Regions from separate parts of the Homo sapiens genome. Here regions 1 and 3 are each linked to region 2. A link is an interaction called in ENCODE POLR2A ChIA-PET data of the cell type or tissue named here. Cell type or tissue: CD4-positive, alpha-beta T cell. All regions are shown on one strand. Each heading gives the region's core, and the rest is flanking DNA. Links, peaks and the distances in the headings are about the cores only. Region 1 holds the start of NEURL4 (neuralized E3 ubiquitin protein ligase 4). Region 2 overlaps TNK1 (tyrosine kinase non receptor 1). Region 3 overlaps CHRNB1 (cholinergic receptor nicotinic beta 1 subunit).

Evidence for each region. ChIA-PET counts read pairs that join two places held together with the same protein. Peaks named below come from ENCODE experiments on the same cell type or tissue, not always from the same donor. Only the 100,000 strongest peaks of a DNase experiment are listed, where the experiment ranks them.
Region 1: POLR2A ChIA-PET joins it to region 2 with 13 read pairs; 13 of 35 experiments call an interaction of 5 or more read pairs at or near these places.
Region 3: POLR2A ChIA-PET joins it to region 2 with 12 read pairs; 11 of 35 experiments call an interaction of 5 or more read pairs at or near these places.

What each region holds. Positions count from the first base shown.
Region 1 is chr17:7,327,316-7,331,783 of GRCh38, reverse strand. It overlaps NEURL4 (neuralized E3 ubiquitin protein ligase 4), which reads left to right and starts at 2,449. Exons shown (of 29, transcript NM_032442.3): 1 at 2,449-2,753; 2 at 3,900-4,344. The coding sequence starts at 2,472. RefSeq lists enhancers at 1,015-1,164, 2,045-2,094, 2,125-2,304, 2,240-2,534, 2,517-3,176 and a silencer at 2,505-2,744. In CD4-positive, alpha-beta T cell, for the core only: no CTCF peak of the experiment used is centred there; DNase peaks (open chromatin) are centred at 1,323, 1,643, 2,123, 2,753 and 1 weaker place; H3K4me3 peaks cover 2,203 bases; H3K27ac peaks cover 2,052 bases.
Region 2 is chr17:7,381,994-7,386,390 of GRCh38, reverse strand. It overlaps TNK1 (tyrosine kinase non receptor 1), which reads right to left. Exons shown (of 13, transcript NM_003985.6): 2 at 3,302-3,555; 3 at 3,071-3,141; 4 at 2,775-2,966; 5 at 2,527-2,682; 6 at 2,138-2,421; 7 at 1,637-1,907. The coding sequence starts at 3,464. Among named protein-coding and RNA genes, the nearest start is that of TNK1, 3.1 kb to the right of the region's middle. RefSeq lists a silencer at 1,979-2,238. In CD4-positive, alpha-beta T cell, for the core only: no CTCF peak of the experiment used is centred there; a DNase peak (open chromatin) is centred at 2,200; H3K4me3 peaks cover 1,538 bases; H3K27ac peaks cover 1,188 bases.
Region 3 is chr17:7,453,264-7,457,263 of GRCh38, reverse strand. It overlaps CHRNB1 (cholinergic receptor nicotinic beta 1 subunit), which reads right to left. Exons shown (of 11, transcript NM_000747.3): 8 at 2,744-2,967; 9 at 1,808-1,980; 10 at 1,323-1,470; 11 at 1-681. The coding sequence ends at 541. Among named protein-coding and RNA genes, the nearest start is that of CHRNB1, 10 kb to the right of the region's middle. RefSeq lists enhancers at 1,225-1,384, 1,465-1,544, 1,072-1,573. In CD4-positive, alpha-beta T cell, for the core only: no CTCF peak of the experiment used is centred there; DNase peaks (open chromatin) are centred at 823, 1,283 and 1,713; H3K4me3 peaks cover 2,236 bases; H3K27ac peaks cover 1,802 bases.

The DNA.
Region 1 (4,468 bases), core at 287-4,286, 55 kb after region 2:
AGCTGGAGTGCAGTGGCACGATCACAGCTCACGGCAACCTCTGCCTCCCGGGTTCAAGTGATTCTCCTGCCTCAGCCTCCTGAGTAGCTGGGATTACAGGCGTGCGCCACCACACCTGGCTAATTTTTGTATTTTTAGTAGAGATGGGGTTTCACCATGTTGGTCAGGCTGGTCTTGAACTCCTGACCTCGTGATCTGCCTGCCTCGCACTCCCAAAGTGCTGGGATTACAGGCATGAGCTACCCTGCGTGGCATTCAAAACAGTTTTTGTTGTTGTTTGTTTGTTTTTTGAGATGGAGTCTTGCTCTGTTTTCCAGACTGGAGTGCAATGGTGTGATCTCAGCTCATTGCAACCTCTGCCTCCCCGGTTCAAGCCATTCTCCTGCCTTAGCCTCCCAAGTAGCTGGGATTACAGGTGCCTGCCACCACACCCGGCTTATTTTTGTATTTTTAGTAGGGACAGGGTTTCACCATGTTGGCCGGGCTGGTCTCGAACTCCTGACCTCAGGTGATCTGCCCACCTCGGCCTCCCAAAGTGCTAGGATTACAGGCATGAGTCACCACTCCGACTCAAAACAGGTTTCTTATACCTTGTTGAGGCTGGGGATGGGGTCAGACTTAATGATAATCACAGTCCTGTGCAGCCACGGTTTATGGGGCACCTGCTCTTCTCCCGAAAGCCTGGAACCTCGGACTTCCCACTCAATTGCCCTCACCTACTCTAACTCTTCATTCTTAAGGCTCTGCCCCTTTCCTTCTGGCTCCCACCCTCAGGTGTCCTGAACCCTCCCGACTCTGGGCTGGCTGCCCGCAGAGCTGGGCTCCTTACTTCTCCACATTGGGGGATTTCTGCATCAAGTTGGAGCTGTTCTTTCGTAGGATGCTCCGGGGCCGGTCCTGTTGGGAGTTTTGGGGGTTCAAGCAAGTTGGCCCAGAGTGCGGACTGCACCCGGGGCTGTTTACCTCTTGCCCTGCAGGTCCCCCAGGCCCGGGGCTGGAAGCCCTGGATACACTGGTTCGAGGCCCGGGGATGTTGAATCCACCAGGGTTCCTGCCAGACCCAAGGCTGTGGTTCGCAGCCTCCCTTGGGTGCTGACTGGGCCCGGAACCAAGGACCACTATCCCCCCGGAGGGACAGCTTGAACCAGTACTATGAGTTACGGAGCCCCCTGAGTGCACGTGGGGCCCAGAACCGTGAAACAAGACTACTCTGGAGGGCTGCCCAGCGCCTGCCTCGACTCCTGTGACCGCTGCGGGCACTCCTCTGGCTGCCCCTCCAGGGGAATCCCGGTTGAGGCCGCCAGCAGCCCCTAGGGACTCCACCTTCTCCATGGCCCCACTGGGGGGCTGCTCTCAGCGATCCTGACCCGCCTCCCGGCTCCACGTAGCCCCGCCCCTGGCCCCGCCCCCACCGCTGCCGGCCGGGGATGCTCGGGCTCAGTCCCGGGTCCACTTCTCCCCTGCTCCAGAGCTGCGGCGGGCGGAATCAAGACTATATAGAGACTCGGGCTGGGGGTCCCTCCGCTCGCCCCTTTCCTTTGTGTCCCACCCAAAGATTTTCTTTGTCTGGGCAATTTGTTCCCGCCCTTCTCCATCACCACCCTCATCCAAACCAGCCAATCCCAGTCAGGGGGCCAGGCCAGGAGCTTCGACTGTGACCTCACGGTCCTCCAGCCTGAGCTTGAGCTTCGGGGAGTTGGGCAGGGGGCTTGTTAATAGCTCTAAGGGAGATCTTTTGGGGTCATCAACGCTGTCGCTTGAAACGGCCTGTCGGGACTTCTTTAGACTCTTTGTGGTCTTAACATGGAATAGTTTGGTTGAGTTGGAGTTGAAGCTGGGCTTGACTTGAACTATCAGCGAGCTTCCCCCACCCCCGCCAGTCGGCTAGCTCAGCCAATCAGAAGAGGTGTGAGGCAAAGTGGAAGGACTGCCGCACTGTTGCAAGACACTTCGTCCTCAGTCGGGTGGCGGGAAGAGACTTTCACTACCGCTTCTCTGGGTCCTCCAGACTCGGCTCACGCTGCTTTGGAGCCTGCATCCCGAGGGGAGACACCCCCTCTTGCCGTAAAGCGAGTGCTTCAAGGTGTCACCGCCCCCTAGCGAGGGCGGGGTCGTCGGTGCCGCTGTCGCAAAGCAGAAAGTGTTTGGGCTCCAGCACCCCACCGTCGTAAAGATGCCTGCGGTGGGCGTGTCTTTCTCCCACTGTCGCAAAAGCTCCCTGCCCAGGTCTTCGTCCCCCTCGGAGCCGCTCCGTCACCTCGCTATGCCGTAAAGCGAGGCTCCCGACCCCGTGTCCTTCTGTTCTCATCGTGGTCGTCCCCAGCTCCTAGCGCGGGCTGCTTCATTGCCCGGCAGTGCCGTAAAGCATACCTGGCCTCAGCCCCCCGGTCGTATCCCTCGGACTGTCTGCCCGACGCGGTTGCCACGGTGCCGCCAAGCGCGGCTGTCGCGCTGCCCCGGTGTCAGCGGAGATGGCGGCAGGGTCGGGTGGGAGTGGGGGCTCTGGGGGAGGCCCTGGACCGGGGCCGGGCGGGGGTGGGGGCCCCAGCGGGAGCGGCTCAGGACCGGGGTCCAACGGGGGTCTGGGCAGCGGCGGGGAACTGCACCCGCGCACTGGGCGCTTGGTGAGCCTGTCGGCCTGTGGGCGTACGGCGCGGCGGCAGCAGCCGGGCCAGGAGTTTAACCACGGGCTGGTGTTGAGCCGAGAACCCTTGCGCGATGGACGCGTCTTCACCGTCCGCATCGACCGCAAGGTGCAGCGCTGGTACCGCGGAACAGAGATGTGGAGGGTGGTGGGAGGCGTCTAGAGGGAGACGGGGTAGGACAGCCAGGGTAGCCCACATTGCCGGGCACCGAGAGGGAACAGAAAGACCATAGAGCACCAGGGGGCGGTCAGGAAGACAGCATGAAGCAGAAACATTGAGTTTGAAGATGACATTAAGAGCTTGAGTTTTCTCAAGATCCAGAACCAGGGAAGGGACACGAGGGCTAACCCACTAGAATGGCTGGGAACAGACCTCCTGGTACAATTTCTTGGGCATGGAGGATGGAGAGATGTCAGAGATGTGATGGCAAGTGAAGAAAGATGCCAAGGAACGAACAAACGTAATCCCAGCACTTTGGGAGTCCGAGGCGGGCGGATCACTAGAGTCAGGGGTTTGAGACCAGCCTGGTGAACGTGGTGAAACCCCGTCTTTACTAAAAATACAAAAATTGGCCAGGCATGGTGGCGTGCGCCTGTAATCCCAGCTACTCTGGAGGCTGAGGCAGGAGAATGGCTTGAACCCGGGAGGCAGAGGTTGCAGTGAGCTGAGATCATGCCATTGCACTCCAGCCTGGGCAATAGAGTGAGTGAGACTCCGTCTCAAAAAAACAGAACAAACCATTGAAGGACAGAGGCTGTGCCAGAAAGATAGGTGAGGAGAAAGATCCAGGGTGAGGGAGGTGTGTGTGATTCAGTGAAGAGGCCAGGCTCACAGAAAAAGAACTTGGAAGGAGATTGAATCTGGGTAGAGCCTGATCTTTGGAGAGAATTAGGCCAGGGGAAAGGAATGAATGATACACAAGAGCAAGAGGTGTGGGTATAGGAAGTAGGAGAATTTGGATGGTTGGAGAGCCATAGAGACAAGGAAAGTTAGAGGAGGCAGGAGGTTGGAACCAAGGAATTTGTGCTTGGCTTGGAAAGGAGTGGTTTAGTAAACACTGAGTAGAGAGCAGAGTTGCTAAAGGAAAGCCCAAATAATTACCAAGACGGAGTCCAGAAAATCACTGTCTGCATCTCTGGATTAGTGTTCCAAGAGACAGAAAGCCAGCTAGCTGTCTGAGAGGTGGGAAGATATGGTGGCCTGTGGAATGGGGGGTGGCCCATTCTAAGCCTCTGTCCAATACCCCTATCCCAGGTCAACTCCTGGAGCGGCTCCATTGAGATTGGGGTGACAGCGCTGGACCCCAGTGTGCTGGACTTTCCAAGCAGTGCCACGGGCCTGAAGGGGGGCTCGTGGGTAGTGTCGGGCTGCTCTGTGCTGAGAGATGGACGCTCTGTGTTGGAGGAGTATGGTCAGGACCTGGACCAGCTTGGTGAAGGGGACCGCGTGGGCGTGGAGCGCACAGTTGCTGGGGAGCTTCGGCTCTGGGTGAATGGGCGGGATTGCGGTGTGGCTGCCACAGGCCTGCCCCCTCGTGTCTGGGCCGTCGTGGACCTTTATGGCAAGTGCACCCAGATCACCGTGCTACCCCCTGAGCCAGGCTTCAGCCCCCCTACTCCCATCCCCACACCTCCCCTCGAGCCCTTGGCCCCCACTGAAGACTCTGCCTTGGCTGAACAGGGGACCTCTGCAGATGAAGGTGAGAACACAGCTAGGGCAGTGGTGGTGGGGTGGGGACGGAATGGGGGAAATAGAGTGACAAGACAGGCTGGGTGTGGGCAGGGCCACCCTGATCCCCAAGTCTGTTGAATGGGAGAGCAGGA
Region 2 (4,397 bases), core at 1-4,000:
ATGACAAACAGGTCAGGGCTCAAGGAGCAAGAGAGGAGGGCCCTGGCTCTACCTGGGGGGACTAACAGGAGCGTCATCCTGTACACTGCTTTCACTCCACATCCAGGCCTGTCAGAGCAGCCTCCCAAGCCCCTCTGGGAAATTTCCACTCCTCTGCAGCCCCACCGCCTCTACCCTCATCCAGACCTCTTCATCTCCCTTCTGCTTCACAGCCACTGTTGCCTACCTGGTCTCCCAGCCTCAGCATCATCCCTCTAATCCATTCTTGCGCCACATCAGAGTGCCGTCATGGTGAGAGTGGCTTGTAACTCCCCTGCCTAATAGGCTTCCCTGGCTCCCAAATGCCTTCAGAGTAAAGACTAAGCTTTAGTGGTAGAGTGTAGCAGCTTAGGGAACAGCTCTGAAGTCAAACTGACTGGCTCAAATCCCAACTCCTCCACTTACCATGTGACTTTAGGCAAGTCACTTAAACTCTCAGTGCCTCAACTGCCCATCAGTAACATGGAGATAATAATTACCTCATCCAGGCCGGGCACGGTGGCTCATGCCTGTAATCCCAACACTTTGGGAGGCCAAGGCAGGTGGATCATTTGAGGTCAGGAGTTCGAAACCAGCCTGGCCAACATGGTGAAACCCCATCTCTACTAAAAATACAAAAATTAGCCAGGCGTGGTGGCAGGCGCCTGTAATCCCAGCTACTCGGGAGGCTGAAACAGGAGAATTGCTTGAACCCAGGAGGCGGAGGTTGCAGTGAGCCAAGATCCCACCACTGCACTCCAGCTAGGGTGACAGAGCAAGACTGTCTCAAAATAAAATACTACTAATAATAATTACCTCATCCAGTGGTTGAGAGCATTAAATGAGCGAATCTGCATAAGCGCCCATGTAAAGTGCACAGTGCAGTGTCCTGCACAGGTCAAGTGCTCTACGTGTTAGCTTAACACGCCTTGCAAAGCCCTCCATGACACAGCTCCTGCTCTCTCTGTGGCCTCATTACTTCTTCTTCTTCTTCTTTTTTTTTTTTTTGAGACGGAGTTCGCTCTTTTTGCCCAGGCTGGAGTGCGATGGTGTGATCTCGGCTCACCGCAACCTCTGCCTCCCAGGTTCAAGCGATTCTCCTGCCTCAGCCTCCCGAGTAGCTGGGATTACAGGCATGCACCACCAGACCCAGCTAATTTTGTATTTTTTAGTAGAGACGGGGTTTCTCCATGTTGGTCAGGCTGGTCTTGAACTCCCGACCTCAGGTGATCTGCCCACCTCCGCCTCCCAAAGTGCTGGGATTAGAGACGTGAGCCACCGCGCCCGGCCTGCGGCTTCATTATTTCTATTTTCCCCTCCCACGCTGAGCCCTTCTCTTCCTCTGCGTGTCAACACGACTGCAACTGAGTGCTGTCTCCTCTATGCCCCTTTCCTGGCCCAGACACAGACCCCAGCCTTTCAGTCTGCATCTGTGTAGCCCCAAGCTGCCTCCCCAGGGCTCTGATCTCCCTGCAGGTAGGGACTGCATCTGTTTTGCTCAGAGCTGAGTCCCAGAGCCCAGCACAGACATCTAGATGTGTTAGTCTTCGCATGGAACCCTGGGAGAGCGAATGGAGGGAAGAGGGACTGTGTATCTGGTGAGGTCGGGGGTTCCCACCTCTTGCAGCAGCCCCTCCAGGTGGGAAAAGCTAGGCCGGTCGGCAGGGTGGGGGGCCCAGCAGCGCAAGGCGAGGGAGTAGAGGGCCCTGGAGCAGAGGGGAGGCCTAGGCAGCCGGGCTCTGTCCTCCAGCCGCTGCAGGATGAGGTACGGTGGGACCCCGGCCCAGGGTTCCTCGCCCCCGGAGAACATCTCCCACAGCGTCACCCCAAACATCCACACGTCCGAGGCAGACGAGAAGGCTCCGTGGCGCAGGCTCTCTGGGGCACACCTGCCGAAGGAAGTGGAGCTGAAAGGGGCGGGACACGTGCTCCTTGGAGGCCCACCCTCCACGGAGCACCCCCGAGTGCACCCATCTTTCACAAAAGTCCTCTTTGCCTAGGAGGATAACCCTTCTGGTCCAAGCCTCCCTCAGAAGCCCGGCCCCCTCCGATCTCCCTCGGCTGCTGCCCTCCGGATCCGCCCGGCTCAGAGCCCGACCGCCCGCGGACCCGCTCTCACCAGGCGTAGGGGATAGGGCGGGGCCCGCCCATGACGTAGCGGCCCCGGGCACCGCCCAGAGGCCGCACCAGCCCGAAGTCAGCCACCTTGATGGTGCGCGGCGACGCCAGCAGTAGGTTGCGCGTAGCGAGGTCTCGGTGCACCAGCCCGCGGGCCCCCAGGTACGCCATGGCTCCCGCCAGCTGCCGCAGGAAGAGGCAGAGCAGGGCCACGAGCAGCGGGGGTGTCGGGGCCGGGGCCGTTAGGCGCGCGTGCAGGGAGCCCAGTGGCGCCAGCTCCATCACCTGCAGGAGGGAACACCGCGCCGCGTGAGCCGGACCCATTGGACCCTGGCCGCCCACGCTCCTGCCGCACGGCTGTCCCGGGAACCAGCGGCTGGATCTGCTCACCATCTGCAGAGGCTGGCCCAGTACAAGGCCGTGCAGACGCAGCACGTGTGGGTGCTCCAAGTTCATCATGACCGATACCTCTCGCAGGAAGTCCCCCAGTTCTGTGCCCATCGGGCCTTCGGGACCTACCCGGAGGGACTTGACAGCCACTGGGACCTGGAGGTGGGGGGAAGCGCCTTTAGGCATTGCGGGCATGAAGAACAGAGGGGGCAGCTGGCCTGGATGAAGCGGGCTCCCTGGACACTCACACTCTTGCCACTGGGCAGCGTCCACAGCCCTCGGTGCACCACACCGAAGCAGCCTGAACCCAGCAGCTCCCCTCTGCAAACAGCACCCTCTGGGATCAGACACTTGAGGCCCCCCTCTGGCTCAGGGAGGTGCCGTGGGCTGTCCGAGGGCAGGGTGGGCTCCTTGTGCTCAGGGGCAAAACCTCCAAGGATCTGAAACAGGGATGGGAAATCCGGTATGCAGAGCCCTGCGCCCCCCTCCCTGCCCCTCAAGCCACCTCATTCCCAGGCCCAAGCTGCCCACCTACAACACACACCTTGTAGACCCAGTTCTTAGACTTAGGCCCAGAACGTAGCCTTTTCAGAGCTTCGGACAGTCTGCGCTGGGCTGTGGGAGGCCAGAATCAGGGCTGGAGTGGAGGTGGGTGTGGGGAAGAGTGCGGAGAGACTTACAGGGAAGAAAAGGGCTGGAAGAGGGTTGTGGTGGGGGAAGGCAACTGATAGGCTGTGGACAGAGAGACCAGGGCCTCGGGGCAGGGGTCCCTCACCAGGCCGGCCCATGCCAATGCCGTCCAGGTCCTCAGGCTTTACAAAGTCGAAGTGCTCTGGCCGAGTGACATTAAGCTCCTCAAGGATGGGCCAGTAAAACTGGGCCAACTGGATGTCCCGGAGCAGCTTCAGTAGCCACAGGGAGCCAGCCTCAGGAAGCATGTCTGGAGAAGGAGTTCCTAAGGATGATGGCACTCTCCTTCAGATGGTGAGCTCAGGGTAGGCCCTAGAGAGACCAGGTCTCCAGCTCCACCTGCAAGTCATTAGAAACACTCAGGTACAGAGGCAGGGACACAGCAGAGACAGCCAGGATCCCTGCCACTCACGCACACAAATCCCAGATAGAATGTTCCCCGTGCCCAGGCATCCGGGTACTCTGTCCCTTCACCGCTGAGTAACCTGCCCTGCTCACACCTGCAATTTTAGCATACTGCCTGCTCCTACTACAGACTCCAGGTATGTTACCATCCTGACTCTGAAATATCACGGCACATCACACACCCGGACACCCAGAAACACTGCCCTTTTAGACCTGAGCTACGCAGTGGCACAAACTCACTCATACACACCTGAGACGACATCTCCCTTCCTCCAACATGAGACATCTCCCTTCCTCCAACATGAGACATGTTTGCCTACCACACACACTGGAGATGCTCAGATATGACAACCACACCATACCTCAGACATGTAGGTAGAGCACGCACACACACGAAGGTACACTGCCTCCCACATGCTGCCACACACACACACTGAGACCTACAGATATACTGCAAAACATGGCCGAGACTCCCAAATACATGTCCTCTTTTTTTTTTTTTTTGAGACGGAGTCTCGCTCTGTCATCTAGGCTGGAATGCAGTGGCGTGATCTCAGCTCGCTGCAACCTCCGCCTCCCGGGTTCAAGCAATTCTTCTGCCTCAGCCTCCCAAGTAGCTGGGACTACAGGCGCGTGCCACCATGCCCGGCTATTTTTTGTATTTTTAGTAGAGATGGGGTTTCACCATATTGGCCAGGCTGGTCTTGAACTCCTGACCTCGTGATCCGCCCGCCTCGGCCACCCAAAGTGCTGGGATTACAGGCGTGAGCCACTGC
Region 3 (4,000 bases), core at 1-4,000, 71 kb before region 2:
CTCACTGCAACCTCTGCCTCCCGGGTTCGAGTGATTCTCCTGCCTCAGCCTCCCTAGTAGCTGGGATTACAGGCATGTACCACCACACCTGGCTAATTTTGTATTTTTAGTAGAGACAGGGTTTCTCCATGTTGGTCGGGCTGGTCTCAAACTCCCGACCTCAGGTGATCCGCCCGCCTTGGCCTCCCAAAGTGCTGGGATTACAGGCGTGAGCCACCGCGCCCGGCCAAGTCACATTTCTTGACCTCATAAGGCTTATAATCTAGTTCCTGTTCTGTGTTCTATTTCACTGGCGACCTAGGTGTTGATACCCAAAAGAGCTTCTTCAAGATCCCAAAGAGTAAATCAGATGATACTGCATTTCAGGTGGGTCCAAGACACCTGCCTACCCAGCCCTCAGTCCAATGCAGTCCCCAGAAACGAAATAAGAGGCCCAGATTCCTCGTGAAGGAGTTAAGAGGCAGAGAAGGATAGGGCTTGACAGTATCACCAAACTCTCACTTCAACTGGCAGGGGGCCTGGGTCTCAACCCTCCAGTCTTCAAGGAAAGGGGTCTGGAGGGGGCAAGTGGTACGTGGCGTCCAGGAAGATGACTAGGGTCCCAACGCTGGTGAAGATGATGAAAGTCCACAGGAAGAGGCGGTCCACTACCATGGCCACAAACTGCCAGTCCTCCTTCAGCTGTGGGTAGGCAAAGGAAACTTCCTGAGCTCTGGGCCCAGACCCCCAGGGAAACCCCCCCATTTCCCCGCCCGCTACCCGCTTGAGTCCTCCTACCACTGGTTTGAGGCAACAGCCGGCAGCGCCAACAGGAGAGCGAGACTGCAGGCAATGCATGGGCATAAAGAACCAGTAGGTAAGCAGGGGGTGGGACCAAATGAGGGAGAGGTCCAATCAGAAACGAAAGCGAGGCCGGGCGCGGTGGCTCACGCCTGTAATCCCAGCACTTTGGGAGGCCGAAGCGAGCGGATCACCTGAGGTCAGGAGTTTCAGACCAGCCTGGCCAACATGGTGAAGCCACGTCTCTACTAAAAATACAAAAATTAGCCAGGCGTGGTGGCGCGCCCCTGTCGTCCCAGCTACTCGGCAGGCTGAGGCAGGACAATCGCTTGAACCCGTAGGCGGAGGTTGCAGTGAGCCGAGATCGAGCCACTGCACTCCAGCCTGGGCGACAGAGCGAGACTCTGTCTCAAAAAAAAAAAAAAAAAAAAAAAGCCAAAAAAAAACCACACAAAAAAAACGAAAGCGAGTGCTGGTGCGGAATTTGGGGGTGGGGCCAAGGTCGCCTAGACCTGGCCTTGTTCCACCCCCGTTGGACATACCGCATCGTGGTCCTCCTGTTCCTGCAGCTGTCGAGCGATGTAGCTGATAGAGGAGACGACCTCCCGTAGCTCCGGAAGCAGGGCCACAGCCCGGTTTGGACCATCGATAAATCGCCGCAGATCAGGGGCAGACAGTTCAGGCTGGAACCTGGAAGAGGAGTGACTGGCCACGCCCAAACGCAAAGACAGCCAGTGCCGGCGACCCAGGCCCCGCTCCAGCTGCCTCCAACAACTTGCCAGTTCTCAAAACCCGAGAGCCCATCATGCTTTTCCCTCCAGCAGTGATCTCTCTAGCCTTGTGCAACTTCTTCCACCGCCTCTGTTTTAGTTCCCACCTCCCCTCAAAGTGAGCAGCAGGAGTACTACAACTCCCATGATGCTCAACCACAGCGTCTTCCGAGAGCATGGGCCGCTTCTTCCGCACACTCTTCTGGGAACTGTAGTTCTCCCTCTCCCTCTTATGTGGGTAACGGGCGTAGTCCTACCTATTGGGTTTGGGGAAGAGAAAATCACTTGGCGGCTTCCGGATGAAATATTCATCTGTTCCCCGACCCCAGCCACTTCCTGGAGAAGAACAGTGAGGGGGCTCCGGCATCAGGTCTCTCTCGGGTTTGGGCCTTTTTAGACGCAGGTACAGCGGAAGTTTGTGAATGAAGATCTGCAGAGTAGAAGAGGCGTATTGGTGGGGGCTTTCATGCTTTCAGACCAGAAGGGAAACAGCCAACCACCCCACTCCACATGCCCATTCCCGCGCGTGAGTATGTGCGTGCATATTCTTCCACAAACGAGCTACACAAGGAAATGCAGCCACACAGACCTAAGAGCTCTTTAGTGGGTTGGGCCTGTCGCGGTGGCTCACGCCTGTAATCGCAGCACTTTGGGAAGCCAAGGCAGGTGGATCACCTGAGGTCAGGAGTTCAAGACCAGCCTGGCCAACATGGTGAAACCCTCTCTCTACTAAAAATACAAAAATTAGCTGGGCGTGGTGGCGGGTGCCTGTAATCCCAGCTACTTGGGAGGCTCAGGCAGGAGAATCGCTGGAACCTGGGAGGTGAAGGTTGCAGTGAGCTGAGATTGTGCCATTGCACTCCAGCCTGGCCACAAGAACAAAACTCCATCTCAAAAAAAAAAAAAAAAAAAAAAAAAAGCTATTTAGTGGGTTGGGAGGTATCCCAACTGGAAAGAGAGGGCTTCCAATCTGATAGTACCTAACCCTAAGAATATTTCCCTGGGACCCGAGATGGGCAGTATTGATGAAGAGAGTATGGGATCTGTGAAATGATAATGATGGGGGCTAGCTTAACTGTGCAACATTTCAACACTCAACAAGCTTGGACACTTCAACACTCTGCCACATAGCTATAGTTCTCCCTATGGTCTGTAAAAGGAAAATTGGGGTTGGAGGAGGAGATCTTTCTTACCTGACGGACCCAAAGGGGCATTTGGTGGGTGTGGGGTGAGCGGTGGTGCAGGTTGAGAACCACGACACTAAGGATGACTGAGAAGGTGACGAGGACCATGGTAAACATGAGGTACTTGATAATAATGGGTACTGATAGTGAGGTCTCAGGTACTTTGTCAGCCAGCAGCAGCAGGAACACAGTAAGGGTCAGCAGGGCAAAGATTGAGAGCCCCATCTTCTCTCCTTGGAGGGCAGAGGGGAAGAGAGAAGGATTAGACTTGCCTGAAGGAAAGCTCTATGGCATAATCAGTGACCATGTTTCCAGGCCATTCAAAGACAGATTTCTACAGCCAGGCACAGTGGTTCACACCTGTAGTCCTGGCACTTTGGGAGGCCAAGGTGGGAGGATTGCTTGAGCCCAGGAGTTTCAGACCAGCCTGAGCAACATAGGGAGACCTCTTTTCTACAAAAACAAATTTGAGGCTGGGTCTTGCTCTGTCACCCAGGCTGGAGTGCAGTGGCATGATAATGGCTCATTGAAACCTCCACTTCCCAGGCTCAAGTGGTCTTCCCACCTCGGCCTCCTGAGTAGCTGGGACTACAGGTGCACGCCACCATGCCCAGCTAATTTTTGTACTTTTTGTAGAGACAGGATTTCACCATGTTACCCAGGCTGGTCTCAAACTCCTGAGCTCAAGTGATCCACCCACCTTGGCCTCCCAAACTGTTGGGATTACAGGCGTGAGCCACTTTGCCCAACCTCTACAAAAAGAAAAAAAAAAAAATTAGCCAGGCACAATGGCGCATGCTTGTGGTCCCAACTATTTGAGAGGCTGAGTTGGGAGGACTGCTTGAGTGTGGAAGATGGAGGCTGCAGTGAGCTGTGATGGCACCACTGCCTTCCAGCCTGAGCAACAGAGCAAAACTCCATCATAAAAAAAAAAAAAAAAAAAAAAAGACAGGCTTTTGGAAGGGCCATCTGCATGTAAATCATTCCTACATTTGTATGTCCACCCTGGACTTCTCCCCTGAATGCCAGATATATATCCATCTGCCTACTCAACCTCTCTTGGATAGTTGGATGTCTAATAAATATTTCAAGCTTAACATGTCCAAAACTGAGCCGGGTACAGTGGCTCACACCCGTAATCCCAGCACTTTGCGAGGCCGAGGCAGGCGAATCACCTGAGGTCAGGGGTTCGAGACCAGCCTGGCCAACATAGTGAAACCCCATCTCTACTAAAAATACAAAAAATTAGCTGGGCATGGTGGTGGG